Linked DNA regions of Homo sapiens: region 1 is linked to region 2. Evidence: chromatin contacts called from ENCODE Hi-C or POLR2A ChIA-PET data. All regions are on one chromosome and are shown on one strand. The core of a region is the stretch at or near the end of the contact, and the rest is flanking DNA. Distances in the headings are between cores, read along the strand shown.

The links. A loop is a pair of places that touch in the nucleus more often than their neighbours do. ChIA-PET counts read pairs that join two places held with the same protein, here RNA polymerase II (POLR2A). Pooled maps may share reads with other maps.
Region 1: a loop to region 2 is called in a pooled map, with 7 times the contacts of the local background. The contact joins the promoter of MIPOL1 here to the promoter of BRMS1L in region 2. A Hi-C loop is called at or near these places in 3 of 50 pooled maps. POLR2A ChIA-PET finds 5 or more read pairs at or near these places in 3 of 52 experiments (BJ, HepG2 and endothelial cell of umbilical vein).

What each region holds. Positions count from the first base shown.
Region 1 is chr14:37,196,082-37,201,261 of GRCh38, forward strand. MIPOL1 (mirror-image polydactyly 1) reads left to right here and starts at 1,856. Exons shown (of 13, transcript NM_001388067.1): 1 at 1,856-2,023.
Region 2 is chr14:35,822,682-35,828,634 of GRCh38, forward strand. BRMS1L (BRMS1 like transcriptional repressor) reads left to right here and starts at 3,657. Exons shown (of 10, transcript NM_032352.4): 1 at 3,657-3,977. The coding sequence starts at 3,836. RefSeq lists silencers at 3,698-3,797, 4,048-4,217.

The DNA of each region.
Region 1 (5,180 bases), core at 606-3,105, 1.4 Mb after region 2:
TTAGTCCTAATGTTTGAACTCACTGCATAAAACAGAGAGAGAGAGAGAGAAAATCAGCTTACTAAAAGGAAAGAAAATATGAGGTTTCTCTTTATGCCAGAGACTGTAAGCACCCAGATAATGGGCTTTAAAAAAAGGAGGAAATGAACTTTACTCAATGAAAAATATTATAATTTTTCTCTAAATTTATTCTACTAATTCATTACATGGTTTGAATGTTCTCATTGTGGTAGTCACTATCCTGTTTTATTTATTATTTCCTAGCCAGGAAAATCAACTTTTTCCTTTGTTTTACACATAATTTGATTTGGCCCTAAGCCTTTGCACAAGCTATATACTTCCTGATTGGAGTATTTGCTCTGATAAACTGTACACTCTTTGTTTTTGTCTCATAGATTTTTATGGTACTTTATGTTCATAAATATGATTCAAATCCTGACTGAAGTAAAGCAAAAAAGAAAAAAGCATTTCAAAGCTGAATCTGTAACAAACTTCTTGAGAACACTGTTCATTACAGCATACATAACGAAAATTTGGTGAATATTATAACCTCTGTTGTTCCAAGTTAATCTACGTCCAACTTTTCCATTTTGTTAGTTTTCACAGCGTCATGCTCTGTCCCCCAGGCTGGGGTGCAGTGGCGCCAGCCATCGTAGCTTATTTCAGTCTCCACCTCTGGGGCTCAAGCGATTCTCCCACCTCATCCTCCCTAGTAGCTGGGACTACGGGTATGCACCATCATGCCCAGCTAATTTTTTTGATTTTTAATAAAGTCAAGGTCTCGCCATGTTGTCCAGGCTGGTCTCGAACTCCTGGGCTCAAGCGATCCCACTGCCTCAGCCTTCCAAAGTGTTGGGACTACAGGCGTAAGCCACCGCGCCCGGCCTTTTTCAGTTTTTTAAACTCTCTTTTGTACACTTACTAAAGGATAAGTTCCTTTCATTAACTTTAACCACAAATTTAGGAACCCGTCAGCACCTCATATTATGCCTATTCTCTGGGGTGTATTAAAAAATATTATTGCTTATTACTCAGCACCCAGAAGAGTACCTGGCACATGGTATGTGGTCACTAAGTATTTGGTGTCTGAAGGAATCATGAGTAACAGGAGTTAAAGTGACATTTATAAAACCAATTCTGAACTATGGAACAAAAAACCCAAATTTAAATTACTAGCAGTTAATTATACCATTCTTAGTTCACGGAGGTAGGCCAATTGAAAACTTTGGACATTTTTAAATTCTGTAAGGTTTAACATTTTTTCTTAGAGGATTCACATATCGTAATCTCATCCAGCACTTCAGTCAAAAAAAAAAAAAAAAAAAAAAGTCACCAGCTCCAAGGTTTTAGTGTGAAACGTTCTTTGGCCAGGATCTAGATAGTACTTTTGCTCACTCAACCGGAGCCCGATCTGGTGCCATTTTCACTTGACCGCCGCTTCGAAACACGTCCCTCCCACCTCTCATCCCAAACCACACACAAAGAAGGAAAGCACAATTTCGACAGGTCTTGGGAAAACTCGACGAGGCCAAGTATGAGGCCACAAGACACCGTTTTTAGTTCCGCGTTCTCCCTCTTCTAATCCTATTAGGTTTTGTCCAGACAACGTTTTGCTCTTTCAGAAGAGAAAGAGCGTTCTGCGCTCGTCGTCTTGGATTCGACAACCATAAGCATCCCGTTAGGGCAACCACCGCAGCAGACTAAGTTCGACTACTTTCTCTCCAAACTCCTCCCGGGCCTTCTTCCCAAGCTCTCTCTTTCTCCTGGAGGCCCCGCCTCGCGGCCCGGCAGCGCGGCACGCGCATGCCCGGTGCTCGCCGCTTGCGCTCTCCCCTGCGGCGCGCCGCCGCCCCGTAGGCCCCACGCGCCGCCCCGCTCCTCCGCCGGATCGTCTGTGGGTGAGTCTCGAGCCAGGAGGCTCTGAGCCAGTGGCGATTGGCTGACGCGGTGGCTGCGCACTCGGCCTGAGAAACTCGGCAAGCGCGCAGTGTCGACTCCCCGGTCTATGCCAGGCGCATCTCAGGTAAACGGTTGGGCAGGGAGGTTTGGGCGACGGAGAATGATAGTGGTGGGCACAGATCAGCCCTGGAGTTTTCGGCCGCAGACTTTTCCTTGGAGAAGGAGAAGGGGCCCCGCGGAATCTGTACTTAGTGAATGCTGACCCCGCGTGGCCGGGAGTGATGGGGCTCTCTCGAAGGTCAGTGTCGTGGGGTCCTCAGGTGGCAGACAGCTCTTTCTGGGTATGGTTTTGGTATTGTCTCCAGTTTCCTAATACTGGACCTGAGCAGCTGAGCATTTATTCAAGGGTGTATTTTTTTTGTTTTTTTCCCCTTAAGTCGCGGTTAGTCAGAAGGTTCCAGTCCTCGCTCAACCTCTGATCGACTCTGTGCCCATGAGAGAGTCGTTTTATATTTCATTTCTCACACGTGGAAGTGTGGGCGAAGAATGAGGGGCTTCTTTAAGCGCGCTAAGCCATGCTGTAAAAAGATACTGTTAGAATTTTTTTTTTTCTTTTTTGATTCACAATGTCCCTGGACCTGGTGCAACGTTTGGGAAGCATTTTAAGCTCTATGGATGGAGGGAACAAGACAGCCGCATTATTAGACAAGGATGGTAGAAAGGAACAACTTTCCACAAACACACGCGTTTGGAAAAGCTCCTTTGAGCATTTTATGCAGGTTAAATCACAGTGGTAGTAGATAGAAATAAGCCAAAACAAAGGGCCAAACAAAACTACATTTCAAGGAGGTGTTCTTTTCTTCCCCAGATAACTTGAATATACTATCACAAATTATTGGCGTTTCAAAGTTTTTCCTTGTGATCTGGTATGGAGTTCATCTAAAATGACAATTACATAATCATTCTATGCAATCGTATGCCAATAAAATTAATTAAAACAGTTTAATTTTTAATGTGAGGAATAGGAATCAAGACATGTCATTGATGGGAGGTAATGATGGCAATCAGCAAAATGAATGGGAGATGTATACAATTTTCCTTCAAAGGAGTAGAGTTTATAGAGATATTTTTATTGCGTTAATATTTAAAGTATAAAGACATACAGAAAAGTGCATGAATCGTAAGTGTACAGCTCGGTGAATTTTCACAAAGTGTAAATACCCATGTATCCAGTATCTAGATCAGGAAAGAGCATTATTGCATCCCGGAAGCCCCACTTCATGGTTCCAAAGGTAATCATTATCTGGACTTCCAACATTATCAATGAATTTCACCTATTATTTACTTTATATAAATGGAGTAATATGGTATTTAGTCCTTAGTTTCTGATTTTTGCTCAATATTTTATTTGTGAGATTTATTCAAGTTATGTAGCAGTTTGTTATTCTCATGCTGTATGTATAGTATTTCTAGTTTTTGGCTATTACCAATAGGGCTGCTATAAAGATTTTTAGAAATATTTTGATGAAATTATGTATACTTTTTTTTTTCTTCTTTTTTTTGAGATGGAGTCTCGCTCTGCCGCCAAGGCTGGAGTGCAGTGGCGCGATCTCGGCTTACTGCAACCTCCGCCTCCCGGGATCAAGCAATTCTCCTGTCTCAGCCTCCCGAGTAGCTGGGACTACAGGTGCCTACCACCACGCCTGGCTAAGTTTTGTATTTTTAGTAAAGACGGGGTTTCACCTTGTTGGTCAGGCTGGTCTCAAACTCCTGACCTCAGCTGATCCACCTGCCTCAGCATCCCAGAGTGCTGGGATTACAGGTGTGAACCATCGCGCCTGGCCATATGTACATTTTTATTGCGTATATGCCTACTAGAAAATTACTGTGTTACAGGATAGGCAGATGTGTGTTTGTGGTATACACTACTGAAAAGTTTTTCATATTGTGTCAATTTATACTTCAGTGGCAGCTTGAGAATTCTGGTTCCTCCAAATGCTTGCAACATTTCACACTGTCTTTTTCATTTTAGCCATTCTAGTAGGAATATAGTGACATAACATTGGGGTTTTCCCATAATTTCCCTAATGACTGATGGTATTGAACACATATTCATGTGTTTACTGGCATTTGGATATCCTCTATTTCTGTAAGGGACCAGACAATAAGTGTAGGCAGCCCTCGCTTTGTAGAGTTTCAGCTAACCAAGTAATGTGTGAAGCTCGGACTACCTGTATTTTAGGTTGTACAGGCTGTACAGTCTCTGTTACACATTCTTTTCTGTTTTTTTCCTCTTTACTTTGTTCCCAACCCTTTAAATATGTAAAAACAATTCTTAGCTCATGGGTTATACAAAAACAGTTGTTAAAAGATAACTTTAGGCACATGGAAATTTTAGAGTTTATATGAGCATTCAGCAATTTCATAAATTGGGTATCACCAGACCACAAGTTATTCAAGACTCCACCAAGAGGGTGTGAGGGGAAAACTTTTATAAGGTGTTTATGGAAACAGAAAATATTTGATTGGTAACAGTGGAATGTCTCTAGTTAGAAGTTGTTTGGTGGTTTCTGATTGATTAAACTCAAGTTTAGTTTTACTGTTTACATTGAGTTGGGTTTTGGTTTGTTTACATAGGAACCCAAAGTGCTGGAGCTGTCTCAACCTAATGGTTTCCCAGTTAGTTTTTTTTTTTTTTTTTTTTTTTAACACAGTCCTCTGGCTGGATTTGAGTTGTGGGCCATAGCGTACTAACCCCTGCTCTATTGAAAAATGTTTGTTCAATTTTTTGCCAATTGGTTGGATGTGAAATCAGTAACTGAGATGGGCTATATTAGAGAAATATAGATCCATAATACTATATCTATCTATGTGTGTGTGTGTGTGTGTGTGTGTGTGTGTGTGTGTGTGTGTGTGTGTATTTTTTTTTTTTTTTTTTTTGAGACAAGGTGTACCTCTGTCACCCAGGCTGGAGTGCAGTGGGGTGATCTCGGTTCACTGCAGCCTCTGCCTCCTGGGCTGAAGTGATCCTCTCACCTCGGCTTCCCAAGTAGCTAGGGTTACAGGCACACACCAACATGCCCAGGCTAATTTTAATATTTTTTTGTGGAGATGGGGTTTTGCCATGTTGCCCAGGCTGGTTTTAAACTCCTGAGCTCAAGTGATCCTCCTTCCCCAGCCTCCCTAAATGCTGGGATTACAGGCACAAGCCACCACACCTGGCCAGTATTGTAAAGCAGCATGTGTTATAGTGTTTTGGTGTTGGATTTCAGATCTCTAAA
Region 2 (5,953 bases), core at 2,407-4,906:
GACGCATTTGCTAAACAGTTTACAATATATTGTCATAGGAACAAGTATAAACTTGCAAATTTCAAAATACAGCAGTCAACTGAAGGAACAGGAGTGCCCTGAATGGTAGAGGTGCTGACGGTGATATGTGTTGTCTAAAAAGTGGCTTTGAAAAAGAAAAGGAGAGGAACAGGGTTGTAAAGGAAATAGAATGTGCAAAGACACTGAAATGGGAAACAGCTTGTGTGTTTAGAAACTGTAAGGAGTTCAATTTTGGACAATACTGTAAAATGAGAAAGGGAGAAGTAGGCTGACACTAAATATAATACACATCCCTTATTTTGTATTTTACTCTGTAAGAGATAGGTAGCACTTAAAAGGTTTTCTGTCATTAAATTACAAATCTAGGTTGGGTACAGTGGCTCACATCTGGGAATCTCAGTGCTTTTGGGAGGCTTAGGTGGACAGATTGCTTGAGACTAGAGTTCGAGACCAGCCTGGGCTAGACCCTGTCACTAAAAAAAAACGAAAATATTAGCTGGGCATGGTGGCATGTGCCTGTGGTCTCAGGTGTTTGGAAGGCTGAGGCGAGATGATCGCTTGTGCCCAGAAGTTTGAGGTTGCTATTGCACTCCAGCTTGGGCGATAGAACGAGATCTTGTCTCTAAATAGATAGATAATTAAATAAAATTGCAAATTTAACTGCATATTTTTGGACCTTGTCTTTGAGAATGCAATGCTATACAATCCACAATATTCTATGAACTTTTTTTTTTTTCTCTTTGAGACAGGAGACAGGGTCTCACTCTGTCACCCAGGCTGGAGTGCAGTGGTGCAATGTCGGCTCACTGCAATCTTGACCTCTCAAGTTCAAGCAATTCTCTCACCTCAGCCTCTGGAGATTGGGTTTCACCATATTGGCCAGGCTGGTCTTGAACTCCTGACCTCAAGTGATCCACTCGCCTCGGCCTCCTAAAGTGTGGGGACTACAGGCGTTAGCCACCCTGCCGGCCTGTACTATCTTTCAATAGCAAATTGCCACTTCAAGAAGAAGAAACCCTGTCGTTATAAGGGGTAAAATATAGTTTTAAGATTGGTCTGCAAATGAAGTTTCCTTATCCGTAAAATGGGAATAACAATGGCACCTAACTCAGGGCTATTAAATTGAGAATTAAACTCACTAAACCCATGTAAAGGGCTTACCAAGATACCTGATACAGAGGATAAATGGTCACTTAATGAGTTATGATACCTATTGAGGCTTCCTTGTCTATGTACCCTTTATTTATTTATTTATTTATTTATTTATTTTTATTGATCATTCTTGGGTGTTTCTCGCAGAGGGGGATTTGGCAGGGTCATAGGACAATAGTGGAGGGAAGGTCAGCAGATAAACAAGTGAACAAAGGTCTCTGGTTTTCCTAGGCAGAGGACCCTGCGGCCTTCCGCAGTGTTTGTGTCCCTGGGTACCTGAGATTAGGGAGTGGTGATGACTCTTAACGAGCATGCTGCCTTCAAGCATCTGTTTAACAAAGCACATCTTGCACCGACCTTAATCCATTTAACCCTGAGTGGACACAGCACATGTTTCAGAGAGCACAGGGTTGGGGGTAAGGTCACAGATCAACAGGATCCCAAGGCAGAAGAAGTTTTCTTAGTACAGAACAAAATGACAAGTCTCCCATGTCTACTTCTTTCTACACAGACACGGCAACCATCCGATTTCTCAATCTTTTCCCCACCTTTCCCGCCTTTCTATTCCACAAAGCCGCCATTGTCATCCTGGCCCGTTCTCAATGAGCTGTTGGGCACACCTCCCAGACGGGGTGGTGGCCGGGCAGAGGGGCTCCTCACTTCCCAGTAGGGGCGGCCGGGCAGAGGCGCCCCTCACCTCCCGGGCGGGGCGGCTGGCCGGGCAGGGGGCTGACCCCCAACCTCCCTCCCAGAAGGGGCGGCTGGCCGGGCGGGGCGCTGACCCCCCCACCTCCCTCCCGGAAGGGGCGGCTGGCCGGGCGGGGCGCTGACCCCCCCACCTCCCTCCCGTCCGGGAGGCTGGCCTGGCGGGGGCTGACCCCCACCTCCCTCCCGGACGGGGTGGCTGCCGGGCGGAGACGCTCTTCACTTCCCAGACGGGGTGGCTGCCGGACGGAGGGGCTCCTCACTTCTCAGACGGGGCGGCTGCCGGGCGGAGGGGCTCCTCACTTCTCAGACGGGGCGGTTGCCGGGCAGAGGGTCTCCTCACTTCTCAGACGGGGTGGCCGGGCAGAGACGCTCCTCACCTCCCAGACGGGGTCGCGGCTGGGCAGAGGCGCTCCTCACATCCCAGACGGGGCGGCGGGGCAGAGGTGCTCCCCACATCCCAGACGATGGGCTGCCAGGCAGAGACGCTCCTCACTTCCTAGATGGGATGGCGGCCGGGCAGAGACGCTCCTCACTTTCCAGACTGGGCAGCCAGGTAGAGGGGCTCCTCACATCCCAGACGATGGGCGGCCAGGCAGAGACGCTCCTCACTTCCCAGACGGGGTGGCGGCCGGGCAGAGGCTGCAATCTCGGCTCTTTGGGAGGCCAAGGCAGGCGGCTGGGAGGTGGTTGTAGCGAGCCGAGATCACGCCACTGCACTCCAGCCTGGGCACCATTGAGCACTGAGTGAACGAGACTCCGTCTGCAATCCCGGCACCTCGGGAGGTCGGGGCTGGCGGATCATTCGCGGTTAGGAGCTGGAGACCAGCCCGGCCAACACAGCGAAACCGTCTCCACCAAAAAAATACGAAAACCAGTCAGGCGTGGCGGCACGCGCCTGCAATCGCAGGCACTCGGCAGGCTGAGGCAGGAGAATCAGGCAGGGAGGTTGCAGTGAGCCGAGATGGCAGCAGTACAGTCCAGCTTCGGCTCGGCATCAGTGGGAGACCGTGGAAAGAGAGGGAGAGGGAGACCGTGGAGAGGGCGAGGGCGAGGGCGAGGGCGAGGGAGAGGGAGAGGGAGCTATGTACCCTTTTTTTGAGAAAGTACATCTGGTTAAGTATGTATTTTTCATTGAAAACTAAAGTTAAATCAGGACTGATGGCATTTTCCGACTGCATTTGGTAAAAAATAAATGCCAAAAATATTAGATTGAAAATGCCAAGATAAAACTTCCTTACCTTCTGTATTGTAAAAGTTTCAAGAATAATTTAAAGATTTTTGCACAACACAGAAAGTGCAAGTTATCGTCTATAGTTAATAATTAAATAAAACAGTTTATTAATGGTAGGTAATAAAGGTGCTTAGTAAAACAGATGGTTCTCCAGTTCCCCAGGCTCAATGAGCAGGCAAAGATCCTTTTAGGCAAAAGACATTTTCACATCTAACAGTAACATCTCTGATGGTCAGGCAGGTCAAACAATCACTTGGCGGGAAATAGATAAATACAGACTAAATTCGCACAATCTGTTTCTGTTTAGTTTATAAACTGCGATCCAGAGTGTCAGCTTTCGTGCCTTGTGGGACTTGAAGTCCAGAAGGAAGAAGTGATCAGGGCTGCCGAGGGATGGAAGCGTGCAGCCCCTGCAGGTCTGAGACCTACGAACTACAACTCCCGGCAAGCATCGGAAGGCCGCGTCGTAATTGCGGGCAACCAATCGTACCAGAGCAGGGCAAGCCCCCGCCCTCTGGCTCGGTGGAAGGCCTCCGCCAATGGCAGAGCTCCCATCGCAGAGCCTGCGGGTTAGGTTGTGAGGCCCGGGCCGGGGGCGGGGAGGAGCCAAGGGGGCGAGCAAGCTCGGTGGCTGGGTGGGTTGGGGCGTTCCGCGCGCCCTTCATTGAAGCGGCGGTGGCCGGGCTGGGCGCCGGTAGTGGAAAGCGACGGCGCGGCTGGAAAATGCCAGTCCATTCCCGAGGGGATAAGAAGGAGACCAACCATCACGATGAGATGGAGGTGGACTACGCCGAAAATGAGGGGAGCAGCTCCGAGGACGAGGACACTGAGAGCTCGTCGGTCTCCGAGGATGGAGATAGCTCAGGTGCGCGACCCACTGCTGGGACCCTGAGTCCCCGCGCCCAGCGCGCGACAGGCCGCTCTCCGCACGCCAGGCGGCTGCGTCCTGCTGGGAAAGCGGGGCGGGGACAGAGGGAAGGGGCGGAGACTGGCTCTGGGCCCTGGGCTGCACCCTGACCGGTCGCTGGGCGCTGTCTGGCTCCTGATGGGTCCCGGCGGCGGGGCGGGGCGGGCCTGGGCTTGTCCAGCTCCCAAACGCGGCGTGGTCCTGCCCCCGGTGGTGCTCTGGAGCGACCAGCCCAGGCGGACAACTTCCCGCAGCAGACAAACTGGAAATGCCTCCTCTCCCCAGCCCACCGACCTCTTTCCCTATTTTCACCTTTGCAACCCTCACTTCTCAGCGCAAGTGAGTTGCCGGGACAGAGGGTCGGCTTAGTAATTAACCTCAGTTTGCAAGTCAACTTGCCGGTCAGCACTTTTACATCAGTGTCTTTTCGGGGGCTAACTTGAGAGCGGTCCCGTTCAGTAGCTCCCTGAAGTTTGCAAGACTGAGAGGAAGGGACCAACATTCGGGCTCATTTTGGATCTTCATATGCTTATAAATTGGCTGAGTTTTGGCAGCGTTGAAAATTCTCCAAGTCTTTTCTTCCCTTCAGTTTTTTCTAACTTTGGGCTGTTTTAAATTATTTTGGGTGGGGGAGGAGGGCAGATTAACACTACAAATAAATTTTGCAAACTTTTAGGAATGGTTATTCTAAAGTGAAATGGAATTTGTGATTACCGGGATTATTTTCTTTCGATTCAAATGATGGAGATGAGACTGACTTCTTTGTCTTGGCCTGATTTTGGTCATGTAAAGGAAGCATTGATGATAGGTTGATGACAGCCTAGTATCACCCAGATGCCCTCTTTTCATGTTTCCCTTGCAAAGCAAATCTCCATGGAAGGATATAATTTCAATCAGTAAATCAGCCATCCAAAAATATTTATGAGTGACTTCTTTGTGCAGCACTGGACAGTACTCAATATGAGGGATAAATAGTTATTATCTGGGCTCACTTAAAAAGCTATCATAAGTCACCACTTGATTAAATTGCCAAATGAATGCTTAACTAAATGTTGCTGTAGGAATTCAGAGGCAGAGGAAATCGTTTCAATATTGGGTGGTCACAAAGCCTAGCTGAAGAAGGTGGGATTACCTTAATTATCTTGAAGAATGAGTAGAATTTGGTTTGGGGTGGTGGGTATCCCTGCAGGGAGAGGGATGTAAGAAAAAGTACAAGGGCCAGAGTTTGGGGCTTATTCAAAAGAGCGTGAAAACCTTGGGAGAAGGAGTTGAGCTCGGAAAAGAACAGGAAAGTATAGATGTGAGTGATTTCAAAGAAAGCACAAAACAGGATTGATGAATGCAAGTTTAGGATTGAAGGTAAGAGAAAAACCAAGATACAAGGAGAGTGGCGGTAGCATCAACAGAAATAGAAAAGTGAAAGATTTGAGATGAAGGTGAAAGAAAAGAGTATTTCAGACATGTTGCTTTTTTTTTTCTTTTCTCTCTTTGAGATGGAGTCTCGCTCTGTTGCCCAGGCTGGAGTGTAATGGCGTGATCTTGGCTCACTGCAACCTCCGCCTCCTGGGTTCAAGCAATTCTCCTGCCTTAGCCTCCCGAGTAGCTGTGATTATAGGCGGGTGCCACCACACCAAGCTAATTTTTTGTATTTTTAGTAGAGACAGGGTTTCTCCATGTTGTCCAGGCTGGTCTCGAACTCCTGACCTCGTGATCCACCCACTTCAACCTCCCAATGTGCTGGGATTACAGGCATGAGCTACCATTCCCAGCCTTTTTTTTTTTTTTTTTTTGAGAAGGAGTTTTGCTCTTGGCACCCAGGCTGGAGTGCAATGGCATCATCTTGGCTCACTGCAACCTCCACCTCCAGGGTACAAGCAATTCTCCTGCCTCAGCCTCCCGAGTAGCTGGGATTACAGGCATGCGCCGCCACGCTC